Linked DNA regions of Homo sapiens: all the other regions are linked to region 1. A link is a loop called in an ENCODE intact Hi-C map of the cell type or tissue named here. Cell type or tissue: HepG2. All regions are shown on one strand. Each heading gives the region's core, and the rest is flanking DNA. Links, peaks and the distances in the headings are about the cores only.

Region 1 (5,455 bases), core at 37-5,036:
AATTAACTGGGCATGGTGGCACGCCTGCCTGTAATCCCAGCTACTCAGAAGGCTCTGGCACGAGAATTGCTTGAACTGGAGCAGAAGTTGCAGTGAGCCAAGATCGTGCCACTGCACTCCAGCCTGGGTGATAGAGTGAGACTCAGTCTCAAAAAAAAAAAAAAAAAAAAAAAGTACAGAAAAACAATTCATTAAAATCAGGGGTAAAAAAATGACCAAAACAAAAAACTTAAGGGATGAAAATAATTTTAAAAACATACTATCAACAGAGTAAAAAGGCAGCACACAGAATGGAATGAAGTATTTGAAAGCCATATATCTGATAAGTATAGAATATATAAAGAACTAAAACTGTACACAACCGCAACAACAAAAACTTGATTCAAAAGTGGGAAAAAAGACTTGAGTAAACATTTTTCCAAAAAAAGTATACAAATGGCTACTAAGCACATGCAAAGAGTACTAATCCTTAGGGAAATGCAAATTAAAACTTCAATGGGACACCACCTGGCATCCATTAATATGGCTACTATCACAAAAAAAGTAGGAGGGGAAAGCAGAGCAAGATGGCCAAAGAGAAGCCTCCAGCAGTCATCCTTCTTGCAGAAACACCTAACTGAATATCCAGACAGAAAAGGACACCTTTATAAGAACTAAAAATCTGGCAAGCAATCACACTACCTGGGTTTAACATTGTATTAAGAAAGAGGCACTGAAGAGGATAGGAAAGACTGTATTGAATTGCCGACATAGCTCCTCCCTGCTCCCACAGCATCAGCCACATGGCACTGAGAAAGAATCTGATAACTTGAGAAAGGATACTGCAGTAATTGTGGAACTTTGCACTGGAAATTGGTGCTGCCTGTCACAGTAAATAGCAACATGGGACAGAACACAGCTCACCCCATTGGGGAAGCATTTAGACCAGCCCTACCCAGAGGCAATTTATTCATCCCAGTACTCAGAAGTTCAGTTCCAGCAGAGCTCACCACTGTGCGTTAAAGTACTCTGGGTCTTAAATAAACTAGAAAGGTATTCTAGGCCACAAAGAGTGTAATTCCTGGACAAGTCCTGGTGCTATGCTGGGCTTGGGTCAGTGGTCTTCTGCGGCACATTACCTAGTGAGACACCAGCTGGAGTGGCCAAGGGAGTGCTTGCTTCACAGCTACCCGAACCCCAGACAATGCAGCTCGTGACTTCAGGAGAGACTTCTTCCTTAAGTTTGAGGAGAGGAGAGGGGAGATTAAAGAGAACTTTGACTTGCAACTAGGATACCAGCTCAGTCACAATAGAATAGGGAACAAAGCAGAGTTCTGTGACTTCCATTCCAGGTTGTAGCTCCCAGATGACAATTCTAGACACACCCTGGGCCAGAAGGGAACTCACTGCCTTGAAGAGAAGGAACCAATCTTAGCAGGATTCATCACCTGCTTACTAAAGAGTCCATGGACCCTGAACAATCAGCAGCAGTATCCAGGCAATACCTGCCGTGGGCCTTGGGAGAGACTAAAAGCTATGCTGGCTTCAGATATGACCCAGTATATTCCCATCTGTGGTGTCTGTGGAGAAAGTCTCCTTCTGCTTGAGGAAAGGAGAGGGAAGAGTAAATGGGACTGTGCCTTGCAGCTTGGGTACTAGCTTGGCCATAGTGGAAGAGAACAGCATGCAGGCTCCTACATCCCCAATTCTAGGCCTTGGCTCTTGAACGGCATTTCAAGACCCGCCTTGGGCCAGAGGGGAGCCTCTGCCATGAAGGGAGAGACTCAGGCCTGACAGCATTTACCACAAGCTGACTGAAGAGCTCTTGGGCCTTGAGTGAATATTGGTGGTAGTCAGGCTGTACTCATCAAGGGCTTGAGGCCTGTAGCCACAGGGAGAGACTCCTCTGCTTGAGAAAGGGAAGATAAGAATGGGAAATACTTTGTCTTGCAGCTTGACTGCCAGCTCAGCTGCAGTAAAATAAAGCACCAGGTAGAGTCCTAAAGTGCCCAATTACAGGTCCTGACTCCCTGATGGCATCTCTGGACCCACCTGAGGCAGGGGGAACTTGTCACTCTGAAGGGAAAATGCAAGCCTGGCTGGATTTGCTATCTGCTGATTGTAGAGCCCTTGGGCCTTGCATAAACATAGGTAATAGCCAGGCAGTGATCACCATGGACTTTGGGCAAGTCCCAGTGCTGTGCTGGCTTTGGATCTGACCCAGTACAGTTCTAGTGGTGGTGGACATAGGGTGGCTTGTGTGACCTCTCCCCCAGCTCCAGGAAGCTCAGTTCAGAGAGACAGAGAGACTCTGTTTGTTTGAGAGAACATAAGGGAAAAGAAGTATCTGCCTGGTAATCCAGGGAATTCTCCTTCATCTTAACCAAGACCACCAAAGCAATACCTCTATGAGTCTGCCATAGGCACAGTGTTGATGGGCTTGGGGTGCCCCCAAATGGAGATATGGCAGCAGTGACAAAAAACATGGCTTGCAATACCCAAGTCCTTGGAATACTTGGAAAGTCTTCCAAAGAAAGATGGGTACAAACAAGCTAAGACTGAGAAGATTATAATAAATACACAACTTTTCAGTGCCCGCACACTGATGAACATCCACAAGCATCAAGAACATCCAGGAAAACCTGGCCTCACCAAGTGAACTATATAAGGCACCAGTGACCAATTTCGAGAGAGATATATAAGCTTTCAAACATAGAATTCAAAATAGCTGTTTTGAGGAAGCATGATGAAATTCAAGAAAACACAGGGAAGGAATTCAGAATACTATTTATATATTTCACAAAGATATTGAAAAAACTAAGAGTCAAGCAAAACTTCTGGAGATGGAAAATGCAATTAACATACTGAAAAATGCATCAGAGTTTCTTACCAGCAGAATTGATCAAGCAGAAGAAAGAATAAGCTTGAAGACAGGTTATTTGAAAATACACAGTCAGAGAAGACAAAAGAACAAAGAATAAAAAAGAATGAAGCATGTTTACAAGATCTAGAAAATAGCCTCAAAATGGAAAATCTAAGTGTTATTGGCATTAAAGAGGAGGTAGAGTGAGAAATAAGGTTAGAAAGTTTATTCAAAGAGATAATATCAGAAATTCCCAAACCTAGTGAAAGATATCAACATTCAAGTGCAAGAAAGTTATAGAACACCAAGCAGATTTAACTACCTCAAGGTGTTTAATAATCAAACTCCCAAAGGCCAAAGATAAAGATAGGATTCTAAAAGCAGCAAGATAAAAGAAACAACATAAAATGGAGCACCAATATGTCTGGAAGCAGACTTTTCCATGGAAACATTGCAGGCCAGGATAGAGTGACATTATATACTTAAAGTACTGATGAAAAAACAACAACAAAAACAAACAAAAAAAAAAACAAACTTTTCCTAGAATAGTGTATCCTGTGAAAATATCCTTCAAGCATGAAGGAGAAATAAAGACCTTCCTAGACAAATGAAAGCTGAGGGATTTCACTAACAGCAGATCTGCCCTACCAGAAATGCTAAAGGAAGTTCTTCAATCTGAAAAAAAAGACATCAATGAATAATAATGAATCATCTGAAAGTACAAAACTCACTGATAATAGACATAGAAAAACACTGAATATTATGACATTGTAAGTGTAGTGTATAAACTACTCTTTAATAGAAAGGATAAATGAAGAACCAATGAAAAATCATAAATAACTTTTCAACATATAGGTAGTGCAATAAGACATAAAGAGAACAAAAAGATAAAAAGCAGAGGAATAAAGTTAAATGTAGGGTTTTTATTAATTTTCTTTTTACTTGTTTATTTGTTTATGTAATCAGTGTTAAGTTTCATTGCTTAAAATAATGATTTAAAAGATTGTATTTACAAGCCTTATGGTGACCTCAAATAAAAAAAATACAATGAATACACAAAAATTAAAAAGCAAGAAATTAAAGCATAGAACCAGAGAAACTCACCTTTACTAAAAGAAAGACAGGAAGAAAGAAAAAGACCACAAAACAACCAAAAACCATATAATAACATGGCAGGAGTAAGTCCTTACTTATCAATAATAACATTGGATGTAAATGGATGAAACTCTTCAATCAAAAAGCATAGAGTAGCTGAAAGGCTAAAAAAACAAAAACCAATGATCTGTTGCCTACAAGAAATACACTTCACCTATAAAAATACATAGACTGAAAACAAAGGGATGGAAAAAAGATATTCCATGAAAATAGAAACCAAAATAGAGCAGGAGTAGCTATTCTTATATCAGACAAAATAGATTTCAAGTCAAAAACTGTCAGAAGGGACAAAGAAGATTATCATATAATGATAAGATGTCAATTCAGCTTGTGGATTTAATGATTGTAAATATATGTGCACTCAATGTTAAAGCAATGTGATATATTTCACAAATATTATTAAAGCTAAAGAGAGAGATAGGCCCCAATGCAATAGCAGCTGGAAACTTCAACACCCTACTTTCAACATTGGACAGATCTTCAAGACAGAAAACTCAACAAGGAAACATGGGACTTAGTCTGAACTATAGAACAAGTGGACCTAACAGATATTTACTGAACATTTTATTCATCTGCTCCAGAATACACTTTCTTCTCCTCAACACATGGTCAGTCTCAAGGATAGACCATATGTTAGGCCACAAAACAAATCTTAAAACATTAAAAAAAAACCTTAATATGAAGCATCTTCTCTGACCACAATTGATTAAAACTATAAATCAATAACACGAATTTTGAGAACCATAGAAACACATGGTAATTAAACAGTGTGCTTCTGAATGGCAAGTGGATTAATAAAGAAATTTAAAAAATAAATTGACAAATTTTTGAAACAAATAATAGAAACACAACATACCCAATCCTGTGTGATACAGCAAAAGCATTACTAAGAGGAAAATTTATAGCTATTATTAAGTGCCTACATCAGAAAAGAAAAACTTCAAATAAATAACTTTAAATAAATAACCCAGTGATGCACCTTAAAAAATGGAAAAGCAAGAGTAAACCAAATGCAAAATTATGACAAGAGATAATTCAGATCAGAGCAGAAATAAATAAATTTGAAATGAAGAAACCAATACAAATGATCAGTGAACCAAAAAGTTTTTTTGAAAAGATAAAGCTTTAGCCAGATTAACTAAGAAGAGAGAAGATTCAAATAAGTAAAATATTTAGATTAAGAAAAAAAGAGAAGGTCTAAGTAAAATCAGAGATATAAAAAAGACATTAAATTTGATGCAGCAGAAATTCAAAGGATCATTAGTGGTTACTATGCACAACTGTATGCCAACCAATTGGAAAATCTAGAGGAAATGGATGAATTCCTAGACATATACCACCTACCAAGATTGAACCATGAAGGAATTCAAAACATGAACAGACCAATAATAAGTAATGAGATTGAAGATGTATTTAAAAGTTGTGGCCAGGCATGCTGGCTCATGCCTGTAATCCCAG
Region 2 (5,455 bases), core at 117-5,116, 100 kb before region 1:
AATACATATAAACTGGCTGAATGGATTTTTTAAAACATGACCCAACTACATGCTGCCTACAAGGAACTAACCTCAGCTGTAAAGACATATAAAACTAAAAAGCGAAGGGATTCAAAAATGTATTCCATGTAAATGGAAATAAAAAATAAGCAGGAGTAGCTATACTTGTAGCAGATAAAGCAGGCTTCAAGTAAAAAATAAAAACTGTAAAAAGAGTCAAATATGGTCATTATAAAATGAAAAGAAGGATCTGTTCAACAAGAGGCTATAATAATCCTAAATATGCACTTAACACTGGAGCATACAGATACATAAATCAAATATTATTAGATCTAAAGAGAGTCCAATACAATAATAATTGGTGACCTCAACATCTCACTCTAAACATTAGATAGATCATTGAGACAAAAAATTAACAACAAAAAATAGGATTTAAACTGCACTTTAGTTCAAATGGACCTAACAGAGATCTACAGAATATTTTATCTAACAGCTGCAATATACACATTCTTCTCATCGGCACACAGAACATTCTCCAGGATATATCATTTGTTAGAACACAACACAAGTCTCAACAAATGTTTAAAAACTGAAATCATATGAAGTACCTCCTCAGAACACAATATAGTAAAATTAAGCATCAAGTAATGAGTAGAACATTGGAAAATGTACAAATACATGGAAATTAAACAACATGTTCCTGAATGAACTTTGTTCAATGAAGAAATCAAGAAGAAAATAAAGTTTAGAATAAATGAAAATTGATACATAACATACCCAAACCTGTAATATACAGCAAAATCATTGTTAAGAGAAAATTTTGCAGCAATAAATGTGTACATTAAAAGAAAAACAGAATTATTTCAAATTTTAAAAATGTGATGATGTACCTCAAGAAACTAGAAAAACATAAACAGACCAAACCCAAAATTAGTAGAAGAAAATAACTAATAAAGATCAGAATGGAACTAAAATAATAGAGACTAAAAAAAAACACAATGATCAACAACATGAAATGCTAGTTTTTAAAAAAAGATAAACAAAATCAGTTAGTAACTAGCTAGACTAATCAGAAAAAGAGAAGACCCAAATAAACAAAATCAGAAACAAAAAAAAGGAGACCTTGCAACTGACACCACAGAAATACAAATGATCATCAGAGAGATAATGAATAATTATATACCAATAAACTGTAAACCTTAGAGGAAATGGATAAATTCCTGGACACATACAACCTATCAAGACTGAATCAGGAAGAAATACAAAAACCTGAATGGACCAGTAATGAGCAGTGAGATGGAATCGCTAATAAAAAGCCTCCCAACAAGGAAAAGCTCATGGCCAGATGTCTTCACTGCTGAATTCTACAAAACTTGTAAAGAACTAACACTAATTCTCTCCAAATTATTTCAACAAGTTGGAAAGGAGAGAATTCTCCCTAACTCATTCTGTAGGTCCAGTATTTTGTCGATATAAAAACCAGCAAGGACACAACAACAACAACAGAACCACAGGTCAACATCCCTGATGAACATTGATGAAAAAACTCAACAAAATAGTAGCAAATCAAATCTAAGAACAACACATCAAAAAGATAATACACCATGATCAAGTAAGATTTGTTCCAGGGATGATAGGATGCTTCAACATATACAAATAAATAAATGTTTTATGTCACATCAACAGATGAAGGACCAAAAACAGACACATGAAAAGCATTTGATAAACTTGAACATTACTTTATGACAAAAAACTCTTGACAAAATAGGCATAGAAGGAGCCTGACTCACCACAATAAAGGCCAAACACTGAATGCAGAAAAACAAAGTCTTTTTTCTAAAAACTAGAACAAGATAAGGATGCCCACTTTTACCATTCATATTCAACATAGTACTATAGGTACTAGCCAGAAAACATCAGACAAGAGAAAGAGGTAAAGGGCATCTAAATTGGAAAAAAGAAAGTCAAATTGTTCCTCTTTGCAGATGGTGAGCTCTTATATTTAGAAAAATCTAAAGACTCCACCAAAAAAACTCTCAGATCTGATGAATTCAGTAAGGTGGTGATAGGGACACTGGGCAGAGAAATTCTAGCCAGCAAAGGGCAGGTCCCCACTGAAACCCCACCCTCAAGCTGAAAAACCTGAAATTGCTGCCCAAAGTGAGAACTTACATCCCTGTTTACTCACTCAAATGTTGCTTTTTTCTAAACCACCCAGGGCTCTGCCCTGCTCCATCCCGTGCCTATAAAAACCCCAGACTCGGCCAGTAGATGGGACTACAGCAGAATGTCAAAGTGGCTTGACTTCAAAAGGACAGCGTGATGGTGTAACTTTAAAGAAGAATTGGCTGGAGATGGCTAGAACTCAGGGAAAGATTACCTACCTGCCCCATCCCTTTCCCCTTCCCTCTGAGAGTGACTTTCGTCAGCAATAAAATCCTCCTCATTTACCATCCTTCAATTCGTTCGTGCAACCTCATTTTAGCTGGATTCTGGGCAAGAGCTTGGGAGCCACGAGTGCAGATACAAAAGGCTGTCACACTGGCCCTTTGCTCTGGCTGGAGGAGAGCAGCTGCTTCACACAAAAAGGCAAAGGGCCCACTGAGCTGTTAACACTTAAGCCATCCATGGATGGCAGAGCTAAAAGAACATTGTAACACAACCTTTGGGGCTTCGGGGGTCACAGGCACCCCTGCCTGGATGCTGCTGCAGGGCCAACATGGAGTTTGCTCCTGCCAGTGCCCAGAAGTGGCCAGCTGGATGCCATACTTGCTCGCCTACTTTCCCCTTCCACAAGGAATTGAATGTGGTGAGCCAAGTAAATGGAGCTTGCTCCTTCCTGCGCCCAAAAGCATTCACTTCAGTTTCGGCATTTGCTTGCATGCTCCCTCCCATGGGGGGTAGACAGGCGTAGGCTGAGTAAATGAGGCACCCCCTATTGAAAGTCTCATGAAGGAGTCAAGAAAATATCCTGCTTTAGTGGCAGGATACAAAATCAAAACACATTTCAGTAGCATTTCTATACACCAATAATGAAATTGCTAAAAAAGAATTCAAGAAGGCATTCTCATTTACAATAGCTACACAAATAAAATAAAATAAAATATCTTGAATAAATGTAACCAAGGAGATAAAAGATCTCTACAAGGAAAACTATGATCTGCTGATGAAAGAAATTGAAGAAGATGCAAACAAATGGAAAGGCATTCCATGATCCTGGATGGGAAGAATTAATACTGTTAAAATGGCCATACTTGGCCGGGCGTGGTGGCTCACGCCTATAATGTCAGCACTTTGGGAGGCCGAGGCAGGTGGATCACGAGGTCAGGAGATCGAGACCATCCTGGCTAACATGGTGAAACCCCGTCTCTACTAAAAATACAAAAAATTAGCCGGGCGTCGTGGCGGGCACCTGTAGTCCCAGCTACTCAGGAGGCTGAGGCAGGAGGATGGCGTGAACCCAGGAGGCGGAGCTTGCAGTGAGCCGAGATCGCGCCACTGCACTCCAGCCTGGGCGACAGAGCGAGACTCCGTCTCAAAAAAAAAAAGTAAAATATAAAAAAAATAATGGCCATACTGCCCAAAACAATCTACAAATTCAATGCTATCCCTATCAAAAAACTAATGACATTTTTCACAGAAAATGCCACAGACATTTTCACAGAACAGAGAATAATTCTAAAATTTGTATGAAACCGCAAATGACCTGGAATAGTCAAAGCAATCCTGAGGGGCAGCGCACTACCTGATTTCAAAATATGGTACAAGGAAATTTTAGCCAAAACAGCACAGTGCTGGTGCAAGAACAGAGACATAGGCCAATGGAACAAAATAGAGACACGAGAAATTAATCCAGTTATTTAGAGCCAACTGATTTTCAACAAAGGCACTAAAGACATGCACTGGGGAAAGAACATTTTCAATAAATGATCCTGGGAAAGCTGCAAATCCATAAGTAGAAGAATAAAACTAGATCCCTATCTCTTCCTGTATACAAAAATCAGCTCAAAATGGATTAAAGACCTAAATATGAGATCAGATATGATAAAACTACTAGAAGAAAACAGGGGAAACACCACAGGATATTGGCCTAGGAAAAGATTTTATGGCTAAGACCTCAAAAGCACAGGCAACAAAAACAAATATAGACAAATGAAACTATATTAACCTAAGAATCTTCTGCACAGCAAAGGAAACAATAGAATAAAGAGACAACCTGTTGGATAAGAGAAAGTATTTGCAAACTATTCATTCAACAAATAACTTATCTATATAATACATGAGGAATTCAAACCACTCAACAGTAAAACAAAAACAAATAATCTCATTTAAAAGCAGACATGGGCAAAGGACATGGTTAGACATTTCTCAAAAGAAGACATAAAAATGGCCAACAGGTATATGAAAAGAAAAATACACAACATTGCTATTCATTAGGAAAATGAAAATCAAAACCGCAATGAGATATCATCTTACCTCAGTTAAAATGGCTATTATTAACAAGACAGAAAATTGGAAATGCTGAAGAAGATCTGAAAAAAGGCCATGCTTATTCACTGTTTGTGGAAATGTAAATTTGCACAGCCATTATGGAAAACAGTATGGAGATTTCTCAAAATACCTAAAATAGAACCATCATATGACCCAGCAATCCCACTACTAGGTATTAATCCACAGGAAAAGAAATCAGTTTATCGAAGACATACCTACATTCCTGTGTTGATCACAGCGCTATTCACAATAGCAAAGATATAAAATCAAGCTAAGTGTTTGCCAATGGAACAGTTTTAACTATAAGAAAGAAAGAAATCTTGTAATTTGAAGCAACATGAATGGAACTGGAGATCATTATGTTAGGTGAAATAATCCAGGAACATAAAGACAAGTATTGTATGTTCTCATTCATATATGGGAGCTAAAATATTGATCTTATGGAGGTAGTGAGTCGAATGATAGTTTCCAGAAGTTGGGAAAAATGTGTGTGTGTGTGTGTGTGTGTGTGTGTGTGTGTGTGGTGGGCCAGGGTGGGTGGGGGTGTGGGGAAGAAGAGAGTTTAGTTAATGGTTCCAAACATACAATTAGAAGAAAGGAATAAGTTCAAATGTACAATGGCAAAGTAGGATGACTATAGTAAATAATGTATTGTATATTTCAAAATAGCTACAAGAGAGAACTTGAAATGTTCTCAATACATGGTAATGATAAATACTTGAGGTGATGGATATTCTAAAGACCTAAGTTAGTCGTTACGCATTCTATGAATGTAACAAAATATCACATGTACCCCATTAAAATGTACAAATATTATATATCATACAATTTTTTAACTAATAAACAATTGTGGTATTTTTATATAATATATTCAAGTCAGCAACCAAAAGAAATAAATGAAAGCAGATAAAGTTCATACTACATGGTCCCTTTATATATAATTCTATAAAATGCAAATATAATT
Region 3 (5,455 bases), core at 430-5,429, 280 kb before region 1:
TTTCTCAACCCACCAAAGCAGTCTCCTTTTATATACCTGGAGCATTTATGTATCATTATCCTTTTATGTATCTACTGAGCAGTATGTAGGCTAGGTAGAGGACAAGTAGTGATGTTTTGAAGTAAATAAATAAGATTTGCCCTTGTGTAAACAATTCCAGATGGATCTCAGAAAAACAGCTTGAAAGGGTAGCCTTATAGAATCACACCGCCGCAGCAAGAACAAGCACTCGGTAATGGGGCGGGGTTTATTTGCCTGCACACTTTGCGTTTGCTTTCGGTTAGATGGAAAGGCAAAGCTTCTGTCAGACCAGCAGAAAGAGAGTCTGTTTCTATTTATGTCTTAGTCCCCTAGGTAGTAGGTTAACTTTGCGGATGACAGATGAAATGCTTCGGTTTGTCATTTATACCACTGTGCACAGATGGTTCTTATGCATCTTTATGATCTTTTTCAGTATTATTTACTGCACTTCCATCCTGCCCCAGGAGACCAGGTGTGAAATCCAGCACTAAGCAGTTTTTGCTAACTGTGAATTGCATTGAGCCAAAGGGGCCATGTGGTTGGACCTTGGAATTTGAAATAACGTCATTACTTATACCATGAAATTCAACTGCCTGTCAACTGAAGTTCTAAAATATGCCCCAAAGAGAAAGTTTCTCATTTTAAAAGATATTATTAATTTGGGTTATCACTTAAGAAACATGACAATTTATTGAATTTATTTTTCCTGGTATAAACATGGGCATTTTTAAAATTTAAGTTTTTATTTGCTAATATAATTTATTATTATTATTTTTCTGAGACAGGGTCTTGCTCTGTCACCCAGGCTGGAGTGCAGTGGTGCAACATGGCTCACTGCAGCCTTGATAAATAGAAGTTATAAAATAGAACCAGTGGGGTGGGATGGTGGCTCACAGCTGTAATCCTAGTACTTTGGGAGGCCGAGGCGGGTGGATCACCTGAGGTCAGGAGTTTGAGACAAGCTTGGCCAACATGGCAAAACCCCGTCTCTACTAAAAATAGAAAAATTAGCTGGGCATGGTGGCGGGAGCTTGTAATCCCAGCTACTTGGGAGGCTGAGGCAGGAGAATCGCTTGAACCTGTGAGGCGAAGGTTGCAGTGAGCCAAGATCATGTCACAGCACTCCAGCCTTGGCGACAACAGTGAAACTCCATCCAAAAAAAAAAAAAAAAAAAAAAAACAGTGGAAATTCTGGGACTAAATAAGGTAAACGTGAGCTTCATTTTGTGATGGGGATGGGCCCACATTGTAATGGGACCTCCTGGGCTCAAGTAATCCTCCAGACAGCCTCAGCTTCCTGAGTAGCTAGGACTACAAGTGCACACCACCATGCCTGGCTAATTTTTAAATTTTTGCTAGAGACAAAGTCTCACTTTGTTGTCCAGGCTAGTCTTGAACTCCTAAACTCAAACTATTCTCCTGCCTCAGCCTCCCAGTGCTCATGTAATTTTTGAGTACTGTGTTTTAATTCAATTCAACAGATATTTATTGACACTATGTATAGGTATTGCTACAGATGCAATGATATATAAATTGCAGTTACTATTGTTAAGTAGTCCACAGTCCAGAGGAAAGAATATGGCATGAATTGAAAATCTACATAAGAAACATAAGATGTGCCTCTTTGGAAGGGTAGAGGAAGAATAGATCATTAGTTGGATGAGATCATACATGATTTTAGGGTGGGTTGGTGTATGTTTGCTTAGCCATAAAGAAAGGCAAGACTTTCAACAGACAGAAATGTAAGATGGTCTTTTCACACATGAAAATCATCTTGATGTGGGAAGGTATAAACTGCATATTATACAGAGCAAGGAGTGACAAGTAGGTCTGTACAGCTAAAGCTGAGTTCTATGCCTTCATACTGGAACAGTGTTTTAAATGTTTTAACGTTCATTGCATGCGAACCATTAATCTTTCAAATATAATTATGTCCCACATTTTATGGAGAATGCAACCAAGACACAGATAATGATACTAGCTAACAGTTACTGGGGCATCATGTGGCAGGCACTATCTTAAGATGCCTTCAAGTGTTCTCTTAGTTAATCTGTAAAACAACCCTATGAAGTTGCATTGTATTAAATGCACTTTACTGGTAGGAAACTGAGCTACAGAGGTTAAAAAACTTATCCATACTTACACAACTACTAAGCATAAAGCTTGGACTCGAACCAGCTTAGATGACTTCACTGCTTCATTATAGAAATTACTTCTCTGAGCTCACATATATTATAGAATGTGGAGTTATGCACTGATTTTCCCAGTCCATGTTGTGTATATTTTTTAAAACTTACCAGTTATAATGTGAAAAGTGAAAAAAAGAATCAGATAAAGAAGTTTAGAATTAATTAATTAGGTGAACAATAACCAATTAAAATGTTTGAGTAGAGATATGCTCAAAACTAATGTTCAGCCTAGATTGAAAGGAGTGATAAGCTGTAAGGGAAAATTTAGAAAGCAATTGCAAAGTCCAGGCTTGTGTGTATGAGGTCTGTATTAGTATTGTTCTAGAACTCTTGGCATGGTCAGGCTACAGGTAGGTGCCTCCTGAAAGATCATGAGGTTTCCTTGAAGGAGTTTGCTCTTCATTCATAAAGAAATTCCTCAGGCCCAAGTTGAGCATAAATTGAGGGATCTTCATGTGATTGGTTCAGTTTTGACTCTTTTGGGGTATTCAAATTTATTTCCTTTGTCTGTTTTAAAGAAATCTATAAGGCAAGATTCTGCTTCTTCTAATGGCCAAATGAGCTCATACCAGACTTCCTTTCCCATAGATAACAACTATATACTCTGGGCAAAATACGAAAAGTAACTACGTAAGAGATCTGGAGAGTGTACATGAGGGGAACTGAAAGTTGGAGAAAGGGGCATTCACAGAATGTGTGTTCTAGTATTTTAGCCTGAAGGCAGTGCCACATGTAAAGACTACAACTCCAATAACTTCAGACTTTCTGACCTGAACAATCAGAGGATAGGGATTAGCATATTTACGAATCCGGATAGTGAGCATAGAATCCCAGAAAATATAAAGACAGAGAGGAGGACCTCTAACTCAGTATATAAACTTCGCTCAAATTTCTGGTTAACCTCTGAATCACACATGTGTGGGAAGACTATAAGCCCTGTTGAGACAAAAGAAAACACTACAGAAAACAAAAACTGGGTTAAGTTGAGCTACTGTTTAGGAGACAAAGTTTGCAGTTTATGTCCAACCAAGTAATCACCATAGAAGAATATTATCATTCTTTTGAAGAATAAGTCTGACCCATTTTTAAGAGAATAAATAATCAATGGAGGCTAAACCTAAGATGGCCCAAATGTTAGAATAAGCAGATAAATACTTCAAGGCAATTAATACACTATGCTTAATGAGATACAGGAAAATGCAATCATAATAAATGAAAGATAGGACATAATAGTGGAGAAATAAAAGCTATAATATAGAACCGATGGAAATTCTAGGACTCAATAGAGTAAACATGTACTTCATCTTGTGGTGGGGATGGGTCCTCAATGTGATGGGACCCAGAGCAGAATAGACCTGAGAATTGTAGTTTGAGAAATGCCCGGAAGATGTCATGACTCTGGAAACTTTCCCAGCCTGCTCCAAAATGCCAGAAAGATAACTAGGACATAATTTTAACCACATTTCAGTGGCTGAAGAAAGTCCTTAAAAGTATTTCTCTGTGAAGTAAACTGATGGAAATTTCATGATTAGAAAATAACCCTTTTAAAAGCTGTTGTCCTTTGCGCTATATTCTGAAAGCCAAGACTTGTCACCAGGATAAAATGAGAGTGAGAGATGTAACACCAATGAGATGAAGACTTCAGAGTGAAAATGCTGATCCCCTCTCCATTTTTGCCTGCTACCTCCCTCGTCCCTCACCTAGAACAAATTCCAAGTATGTAATCTTTAGGATGTGTTCATTTGCTTATCTCATCTAATTAGGTACATCTCTCATACTTTCAGGAATAATTTGAGAATACTTAAAATAGCACATATAAATAACATAAATAGATAGCAATGCAGATTTTAGAAATCATATAGAGAAAAAGAACACAACAATAATTATTCAAAAATCCTGGGATACAATGGTTATAAAATTGAATATTCTATTTCACTTTGACAAAAATTAAAAAAAAATTTATGTGCAACAAGTGACTCAATAATTATTTCTTATTAATTAAATGTTAATTATGAAGAATATGTATTGACGTGGAAAATGCTTCTGCCATGATTGACAAAATCCAAGTCATAAAATTATGGTAGGTTTTTCTTCATGTAATTATTGTGTTTATGCAATAAATAAACTTTAAAATGGCTTTGCCCTCTGGCAACTAAGAATGAAAGGAAAACAGGATTGGGTTTTACTTTGATCATTAAATGAATAGTAATCTCTGTATAAAAGAAAACTGTTAAAAACATAAGAGTTTTGGAATTGCTTCAGGCTTGGAGAAGCTCTAAGATTCTTGATGTGGATCTGAGGCTACCCAGGTGCCCTAATAAAGAACACAGGTTTGGGAGCTGTATCTATCCCTATGCCATCAACCCACAGCAAACCAGATTATAGCCTGAAGATGGGTGAGGCCACATTCACTGTCTTATTATTTGATCATGCTAATGAGACCTGGACATTACGGCTGTTTTCCAAGACATTCTTTAAAAATAATGTTCAACTCACAAGCTACCTTAGAACAGAGGCAATTTAAATTACAGTTCAATCAATAATGCAAATATAGTGTTCCTTCAAGCCCTGGAGTAGGAAAATAACTCATTATAAATGATTTCCTGAGTTTCAGACAAAATTTGCAGATTTTTGCAGTTCTTGGAGAAAATGAGGGGGTAGCAAGTCCTCTGTTGAGTTTGTATCTTCTCGGTAAATGTGTGTAAGTCCCAAAGGCAGTGCCCTACTCATAATTCAATTGGTAACTTGCCTGGCTCAAGGGAGAGGCCAAAGGGATTGAACAAAACCCCTTAAGACACAGGGACTGAATTATGCCTTTATGCTAGTTTGATTCTTCTCTGTGATGGTTCATTTTGCTAACTGGACTGGTCAATGGGGTTCCTAGATATTTGGTTAAATATTATTTCTGGGTGTGTCTGTGAGGGTATTTCAGATGAGATCAGCATCTGAATCAGATGACTGTACAGCAGCTCACCCTCACCAACATGAGTGGGTGTCATCAATCCTTTGAGGGCCTAGATAGAACAGAAAGATGGAGGAAGGAATTATTTACTCTCTCAGTCTGACTACTGAACTGGGATATCTCCTCTTGCCCTCAGACTGAGACTTACACCATCAGCAGTCCTGGTCCTCAGGCCTCTGGACTCAGCCTGAAACTATACTGGCTTTCCTGGATATCTAGCTTGCAGATGGCAGATGGTGGAACCTTTCAGCCACTATCATCACATAAATCAGTTCCTTCTAAT

The links. Hi-C counts contacts between places; a loop is a spot of excess contacts. Peaks named below come from ENCODE experiments on the same cell type or tissue, not always from the same donor. Only the 100,000 strongest peaks of a DNase experiment are listed, where the experiment ranks them.
Region 2: it touches region 1 in a loop (14-fold over the local background); 1 of 110 quality-filtered maps calls a loop at or near these places.
Region 3: it touches region 1 in a loop (17-fold over the local background); 1 of 110 quality-filtered maps calls a loop at or near these places.

Annotation. Positions count from the first base shown.
Region 1 is chr3:191,807,340-191,812,794 of GRCh38, forward strand. It overlaps LOC105374276 (a long non-coding RNA gene), which reads right to left and starts at 1,221. Exons shown (of 4, transcript XR_924826.2): 1 at 1,119-1,221. In HepG2, for the core only: a CTCF peak has its summit at 2,426; a DNase peak (open chromatin) is centred at 2,412.
Region 2 is chr3:191,705,748-191,711,202 of GRCh38, forward strand. No RefSeq gene overlaps it. Among named protein-coding and RNA genes, the nearest start is that of PYDC2, 250 kb to the left of the region's middle. In HepG2, for the core only: a CTCF peak has its summit at 2,272 (motif pointing right); no DNase peak of the experiment used is centred there.
Region 3 is chr3:191,523,015-191,528,469 of GRCh38, forward strand. All of the region lies in intron 1 of PYDC2-AS1 (PYDC2 antisense RNA 1), which reads left to right. Among named protein-coding and RNA genes, the nearest start is that of PYDC2, 65 kb to the left of the region's middle. In HepG2, for the core only: no CTCF peak of the experiment used is centred there; no DNase peak of the experiment used is centred there.